Regions from separate parts of the Homo sapiens genome. Here region 1 is linked to region 2. A link is a contact called in ENCODE Hi-C or POLR2A ChIA-PET data. All regions are on one chromosome and are shown on one strand. Each heading gives the region's core, a stretch centred on a gene start or an enhancer-like site at or near the end of the contact. The rest is flanking DNA. Distances are from core to core; before and after follow the strand shown. Region 1 has its middle 100 kb from the start of LINC02764. Region 2 has its middle 57 kb from the start of LINC02764.

What was found. Hi-C counts contacts between places; a loop is a spot of excess contacts on that map. ChIA-PET counts read pairs that join two places held with the same protein, here RNA polymerase II (POLR2A). Pooled maps may share reads with other maps.
Region 1: a pooled map shows a loop between it and region 2 (2.1-fold over the local background). The contact joins two enhancer-like sites. A Hi-C loop is called at or near these places in 2 of 168 maps with a recorded cell type or tissue (dorsolateral prefrontal cortex and gastrocnemius medialis) and 3 of 50 pooled maps. POLR2A ChIA-PET finds 5 or more read pairs at or near these places in 2 of 52 experiments (MCF 10A and T-cell).

Annotation. Positions count from the first base shown.
Region 1 is chr11:112,654,234-112,657,762 of GRCh38, reverse strand. No RefSeq gene overlaps it. Among named protein-coding and RNA genes, the nearest start is that of LINC02764, 100 kb to the right of the region's middle. Within about 2 kb of position 2,167, at least 3 of the 41 ENCODE cell types and tissues checked have a DNase peak (open chromatin) inside an H3K27ac peak, as active enhancers do.
Region 2 is chr11:112,610,924-112,614,838 of GRCh38, reverse strand. No RefSeq gene overlaps it. Among named protein-coding and RNA genes, the nearest start is that of LINC02764, 57 kb to the right of the region's middle. Within about 2 kb of position 1,723, at least 8 of the 41 ENCODE cell types and tissues checked have a DNase peak (open chromatin) inside an H3K27ac peak, as active enhancers do.

The sequences.
Region 1 (3,529 bases), core at 918-3,417, 42 kb before region 2:
AACAGGGACAGGGGGAGGGTAAAGCATCCAGAAAGAAGGGAAGTGGGGGAATCATGCATCTAAAGTCCTAGCACACAATTTTGTCTAGGATAGGCCTTGCCCTAAGTGACTTTTACAAGAAAATATGGAGATAAAAGCAACTGCAGCATGAAAGATCTAGGTTAGATACAAGTAAAAATTCAATTAATAGAATGTGAAGGCAACCAAAACTATGACTGTGATGCTGAGGAAGGTCAGGGCAATGGGCTAGATGAGTTCTGGAGGTTCTACTGACCCCTCCAGGGCCTGCAGAGGGTTCTTCTGGGTCTTGTGGGCCCCCCTGGGTGTGGACATCTGCCGGTCCTGGCAGAGCCTGTCCTTCCTGTGCATCTCAGGAGTTCTGTGGCTTCTGGAGCAAAAGCTTAATTGGCCTTCCACAGAAAGCTCAGGAAAGGGATATGTTACATCGTGACTCAGTGATACACTCCCTGCTGGGCACTGCAAATTGAGCTCAGAGAATGTTTGAAATGATCTTCAGTCATCAGGCAGAAATTGGAGTGACTCAGATGACAGAATTCGTGTTATGCAAGCTGGACGCTGAGTACTCGGCAACTGGTCCAGAGAGAGAGAGAGAGAGGAGAGGGGAGGTAGGCAGGAGGGAAACAGAGAAGGATGTGGGAATTCCAGTGGCTTATCACCTGCACCCTACAACCCCAGCCCAAGAAAAGAGACCAGTGGTAGATATGAAGCCTGGAGCCACCCTTTGCAGCAAGAAGAGAGTCAAGGGAAGTGAGATCCTCTGGTGTATTCTTGGTTTCTCATAGCTGAAAAGAAATTCAGTATAGCAAAGTGGTTTTCCCACACTCACTAGCTGCCCTCACACAGTGGGGCCTGTCTGACTGGTGAGGATCTGTCCCACACCAAGGCGCCTCAAAAAGGGCAATGGCAGAGAAGGATTCATATAATCATTCATTCATTTAGTCATTCATTTGCTCCATATTTATTGAGATTCTACTAAATACCAGAGGTTGTGCTAGGTGCTAGGACACACTAAGAAATGAGACACTGTCCCTGCAGAGAATCTGAATAAGAGAACCAATAGGCACAATGCTGTAGTGCCAAGTGGCATGACAGAAGGAGGCAGCGGGTGTTGGGGAAGCACAGAAGTGGAGCCCCTAAGTCAGACTCTGGGCTTGGGTGAGACCGTGCTGGTCAGAATCTTCAAGGAGAGCAGGAGTAACTAGGTGGGCAAGGAGGTTGTGAGAGGGCCTTTGGGGCACAGGAAACACAAATGAAAAGGGTAGAGATGTGGAAGCTCACGATGTGTATGGAGAACAGGACACACGAGGTGCAGGTGGGGTGGTGGGCAGTGGAAGCCAGGAAGTCTTAAAGGGCTCTGTGTGCCATGTGAGGGGAGGAGAGGGCTTGGGAAGGAGAGGGATGAACAGCGCTGCTCTTTAGAGGGAAGGCTCTGCTGCACCAAGGAGGATAGATGGGAGAGGGCAGTCTGGGCGCCCAGATTCCCCAGGGTCTGCAAGGGAGGAGCTGAGCCCGGAAGGCAGCAACAGAAAGACTGGAATGGAGTTGCGAGATCTGTGGGAGAGGAAAAGACCTGGGACTCACAGTACGTGCAGATTGAGGGCCAGAAACTTGGAGAATGAAGGAGTAGCAAGGAGCAAGGGATGGAAGCAGAGGCAAGTTGGTGAGGGGAAAGCAACAAAGGAGATGTCTTTCTCCTATTCTAGAAAAAGTGTTCATCAATTCTCTGTACCATTGAACCTTCGCGGTGACCTCCCTTTCAGTACAGGCCTCTCCTCTACAGCACCCCTCCTGGTGCTATCTGTCCATTCAGTCATTCAACACCTAATTATTGTGCACTCACCACGTGCCTGCTGCAGTGTCAGGCCCTGGGGAAACAAAATCAAAAGCCAGTAAAGAAGAATGAAGAAGGACTGGAGAAAAATAAAAGGATGAAGGAATTTGCAACTCAAGGCCAAGAAATGAAGGCTTAAGGGACAAAGTTTATGGAATGCCTTCTCATTTAATCACCCTGATCCCTCCAACAGCTGGGACTGTTATAATTGTTATCCCATCTTAAGGAAGAGGAGGCAGAGGCCCAGTCGGATTCAGTCTACTTAGTTAGTAGCACGGCAGGACTCAGAGCCAAGTTGGTGGAGCTCCAAGGCCCTGGTGCTCTCACTTAGTCCATGACACAATGATGAAGTGCTAGCAGACTGCTGACCCCTAGTGAGGTCAAAGCAAAAACACAAAAACAATAAAACAGACTGAAGTTTCATGGTGGAAATTCCAGCTGCACACAGGAAGGATTTCCCATCAAGGAAGAGCAAAACTTTGCTGGTCCCTTGAGGAGACCATCCACATCTGTGTGATGGGTGAAGCCTTGCCCAGAAGCAGGGGTATGAAAATATAGAATCTATGATTTCCAGAGGTCCTCAACGGCAGGAATAAGGTTTCCTAAGCCCTTCTTATTTTCAGAAACCCTATCTGTTTGGGGCTGGAATAAAATCCACTTGAGGTCGGAATGTTACTTCTATGGAGCGCTTCTGAACTTTGATCAGCTGTTCCTCGTGTTTTTGATGAATAACAATTTTAAAACAAGTGCAGCTAGTAGACCAGATCTTTGAAACTCAAGGTCTAATTTGTGGGGGGTCAGGAAAGAATGCAGCATATCTTTGGTGGTGATAAACTGGGACACTAGAGATTTTCCCAAAGACAGTAGAAGGTCTGAAGCAAAACCACAAGTTCTTAGAGGATTAGGGCCTGTGCATAGAGAGTTATTTGTGAAGAGCTGGTTTTATTAATAGTTTTCCAAATACCTTTATTTTTTCTCTCTCTCATTATAATAATGAAATGTTCACTTTGGATTTAAAAAAGTGAACATTTGAAAGAAAAAGCCTGATAAATTCATATCATAAAAGTGATTGTGTCACGCAGCTGTAATCACAGGGCAAACTCTCTTCTTACCTCTCACTCTTTGGTTTCCTTGAGGAATGTGTGTGTGTATCTGTGTATGTGTGTGAGTATGTCTGTGTGTGTCTTTGTTTATGGGTGTGTATCTGCATTGCACTCTTGATCCTTTGAGAAGCGACCTTGAGACTGAGTTTAGCACCTTTTTAGGGGGTGCCTTTGGGGCCAATGCCTGTGGAAGAGAAAGGACAAAAGTAGAATGTACAGAGGGAGAACTTGAGCTAACATGTAGTCCCAAGGAAGGCCTCAGCCAACTCCATGGGAACTCTGGAGCTAGGATGACCTTGATGTCCCGAGCTGGGCAAGGAGACCAGGCCCTCATTACCTCCATAACCAGCCACTGAATGCCAGCTTCCCTGGAAGAGATGTGACCTGGGCAAGGCAGTCTCCTTTCCCTCAGCTGAGGACTGACTTCTGGCACTACCAGCAGCAGGGAAAGTAAGTCCCTCATTACTAATGGCATATGTGGGTAGTGCATCCTAGTGTCCACTACAAAGACTGTGTGTTTGGGTGTGTCTTGAGTGTGTTGATGTATGTCTGCATGTCTGTTGGTGTGTGCATG
Region 2 (3,915 bases), core at 474-2,973:
GAAAGAGCAGATGACTCAGAATAAACAGGACTGGTCTTGTTCAGGTACACTCCTTTTTGTGTGTCCTAGGTAGGATTTTCTGTGTCCTAGGTAGGGGATTATCAGACGTCTTCCTATAGAAGCACTCATTGAGGCTGTATATGTGAGATTAGTGTACAGTTTCCTCTGTGCAGGTTATGTCTGAATTTAAAAGTTTTCAAAAAGACAGACATTAGAACTCCAAAAACTAAAACAAGAGTAAAAAGGATATAGACAGAGTAGCAAATACTAAAGCTGACAGAGAAAGAGAAAACTGCAGTGTGATTGCCAGTAAACCCAGAAGGGGCTGAAAAACACTAAAGCGTGCTACCTAATTACTCTTTCACTCCAGAAATGTGATCCATGGAGTCTGTCAGGACCAGAGATTTCACATCTCACTACAAAGACCCAGAGCAAGTTGCCTGCAATGGAAAGATACTTTAAGAGAAGAAAAGTCATTTTCTGTCCTTAAACAGGAAGGAACAAAAGATTATCTCTCCTGTCTGAACTGAGGGGTTATTTGAGAAAAACACTCAGGAATTACCCATGGGTAGGCTTTTAGGAAATTAAAATCTGCAAATAAGCTGGGCACAGTGGCTCACACCTATAATCCCAGTGCTTTGGGAGGCCAAGGCGGGAGGATCATTTAAGGCCAGGAGTACAAGACCAGCCTGGGCAACATAGCAAGACCCCCATCCCTACAAAAAAAAAAAAAAAATTTTAATTGTCCAGGTGTGGTGGCATGTACCTGTAGTCCCAGCTACTTCAGAGGCTGAGATGGAAGGATCGTTTGAGCCCAGGAGTTCAAAGCTACAGTGAACTATGATCATACCACTGCACTCTAGCTTGGACAACAGAAAGAGCCCTTGTCTTTTTTAAAAATAAAAAAAATCTGGATACAAAGAAAAGGTTGTTTCTGTGTTTCCCACCTCTGAAGAAGGAATCTACTCTGGGAAATTTCCACTCCCTACAATAGGAGTAGTATCTGCTGGGGACAGGTGCGTGCACGGTCTGAGTCACCTCCAACTCTGCACATGTCTGGAGCCAGCACTGTGGGGGTGGGAGGACAGGAACCACATCTGTGTCTTCCGGGTATACCTGCCAAGCTTTCAACCAGTTTCGAGGTGCCCTCAAAGTCAGGGCCAGCCGTTTGGAAGCCTGGGCCATTGCACTGACCTTCCCTCCCCAGGTATTCTACTCCTCGGCAATGAGAGAACATATCAACTCATCCTGCTCTGGGGAGGTCCCAGGTCCCTCAGCAACCACCCCCTACAAATAAAGCCTTTCCTCTCCCGCAGAGAGCCAGGGAAGACAGGGTAGGACTTCTCACCCTCCTGGCCCCTCCATCCCAGATACCTTGGCTGCATCATTTCATTTTTCATTTTGTCTGGATTAATTTTGCATTGCTGCATGATTCACACTTCCTGTCTGGCTTCCAAAGCACATAACTAGAGGATCCCTCTGGAGAGGAATGCCGATTAATACCTTTAACATGCCTGCTTCTGATGGGGAGAGCAGTAAAAATACATATTTTCATATTACATCTATATTCATCTATATATTTTTAACATGTCATTGTGCCACTTTGTACAGAATTGTCATTTTAAGTGGTGATTTGGCCTCACTCCAGGGATTGATGCATCAGGGTCAGGTGGCCTCTGAGGCAGCTGTAATTTTTATGCTGAGCTCCCATCATAGGAGGAGTTAGCCTGGGGAGATTCACCACATTGCAGAGTGCTGAAGTGAGTGGTTCTCAACAGAAAGGGCACAGCTTTTAAAGAGAAGAAAAGTCTTGTCTTTTTCTCTGTTTTCTCAGAGAAGAAAGAATAAACCCTTGCCTGGACTGAGGGATTATTGCAGATGAGACTCAAAAAACATTTATATAACACCCCCAGCCAAAAGTCCCCAGGACACTGTTAATAGGAGTCAAAAGGCCAATGGAAATGTAGCCCTGGAGCATTTGTGCACCTGGAGGTCATTCAGGATTGAGGCCAAGGGTGTTTGTGCGCCCCTGGGGCCTGCAGGTGTGGTAACCCATACCCAGGTATCTACCAGCCAGCCCTTCCACCCCTAGGAAGAAAGGCTCCATGAAGTCAAAGTGAGAGAGGGAGAGTCCTCCAAGATCAGGAACTTCTCTTTGGGGCCAAATGAACTCCACCCAGAAGTGATGAAGAAAGGTAGGTAATGGATTGCTCAGACCACAGAACACCTGGCCTTCAAACCATGGGCTAAAGAAATCAGAATTGCGCTTTAAATTCTTCTGTAAAGGGGCATTTGCAGAACCACTGTCCTCTCCTCTGTATGAACATTGGGACCAGGATCCAGTTCCAGCTTTTCCAGGCTCCCGTCTCCCTCCCTCCTCCCTCCTTGCAGGCGCGTCCCCTCCCCTCCCCTCCCCCCTCCCACCCCCAACCCTGTGCTGCTGGACAACTGTTCCTTGCCCTGAGATCCTCTCCTATGGTAGAGCTTCCCTTCCTCCAAGTGCCTATTTAGAACCAGAAACAGAAATGGAGAAAAAAAAATCTTATTAAATATGTGTATTTCTGTTATTCCTTTTGGTGGGATAATCCCTAACAAACCGCAGCTGCAGAAGACTAACTGAGCAAATGATGGGAGGATATAAATATCTAGAATTACTGTATCTCAAATTCCGTTTTCCTGCTGCAGCCCCAAAGAGCCAGATTTAATTTTTAAAAGAGACTTCAGAGAGGAAGCCTAGGCTCCTAGCAAGGCTTTAGATACTTAATAAATGAAATAAGGCCCCTGTCGACAGAATTGAATGCGTATGTGTGCATCGGTGCACACTCGTGTCTGTGTGTGTCCACGTGCATGCATGTGTGTGTATTGGCAGGCAGGAAGAAGGTGGCTGCAGAGCCTGTGAAGATGAGCGTCAACCACCAAAAATTCTGATTTCCACACCCCTGATATAGGACACTTGTTTACATGAGAAGGTGAGAAGGGAAATTAAACAATGATTTTCAAATCCCTTAAGAGCTATTATGCAGCAAATATCATCCAGCTGTTCTCCACCTCCTGCCCCAGTTTCCCATCTGCTGCCTGTTTTAAGTGGCGCTTATGGGACAAGACCACTCACCACCTTTTGGTTGGCAAACTCCCGGGTATTTTGGCATGTGAGTTCTGTACAGACTGTCCCCTTGGAGATGGAGTTGGCAAGACATGGCCATTCCAAGTGGACTGGAATCCAAGTCTATACCATCTGGGTGGTAGGCTCTGCTCAGCGGGTACATGGACCTAAGCCAATATGAGCAGTGCATTGATACTCTCGGGGCACAGTGCCATGCTGCTGGTGCCAGATACCAGAATCACTCCCTGGATCCCCTGAGAGCAGTTAAGAAAAAATCAAGACTGGTGATTTGGAAGACCTCCCAGTAGGCATCTGGCCTCTAGACATGGAAACCAAATCAAATCTTGGGCTAGAAGAATATGGTACGCACATATGCATTTCATTCATCCATGCAACAGTTATTTACAGACCCCTGTTGGGGGCAGAGTTTCTATCCCAGCTTTCCAGCTTGGGCTTTATTGTTGCCTATGTTAGTTTGTTCTGCAGTCCACCCTAACACAGGGTAACTTAGCCTTAAAGGAAATGAGTAATTTCCTCTTCTGCTGGATAGAAAAGATTTCCACCCCCGTTGCCCTTTTTCAACTCCTGTGATAGACCTCCCTGCTCTCAGGTTTGCCTTCAGTTTTATTGGGCCACCTGGTTTTCAAGTGAAGGTGCTGCCTCCAGGGAGCCAGATACTGAGGGACTTAGAGCAGATGAATGTGACTTAGGAGGTAGATGGGACTAGGGACATGTTTTCCCTCCTCCTTGGTTCTGGTGCTACATCCGGCCAGGTAACACACACATGGAAAGTAACTATTTTGAATTCTGGT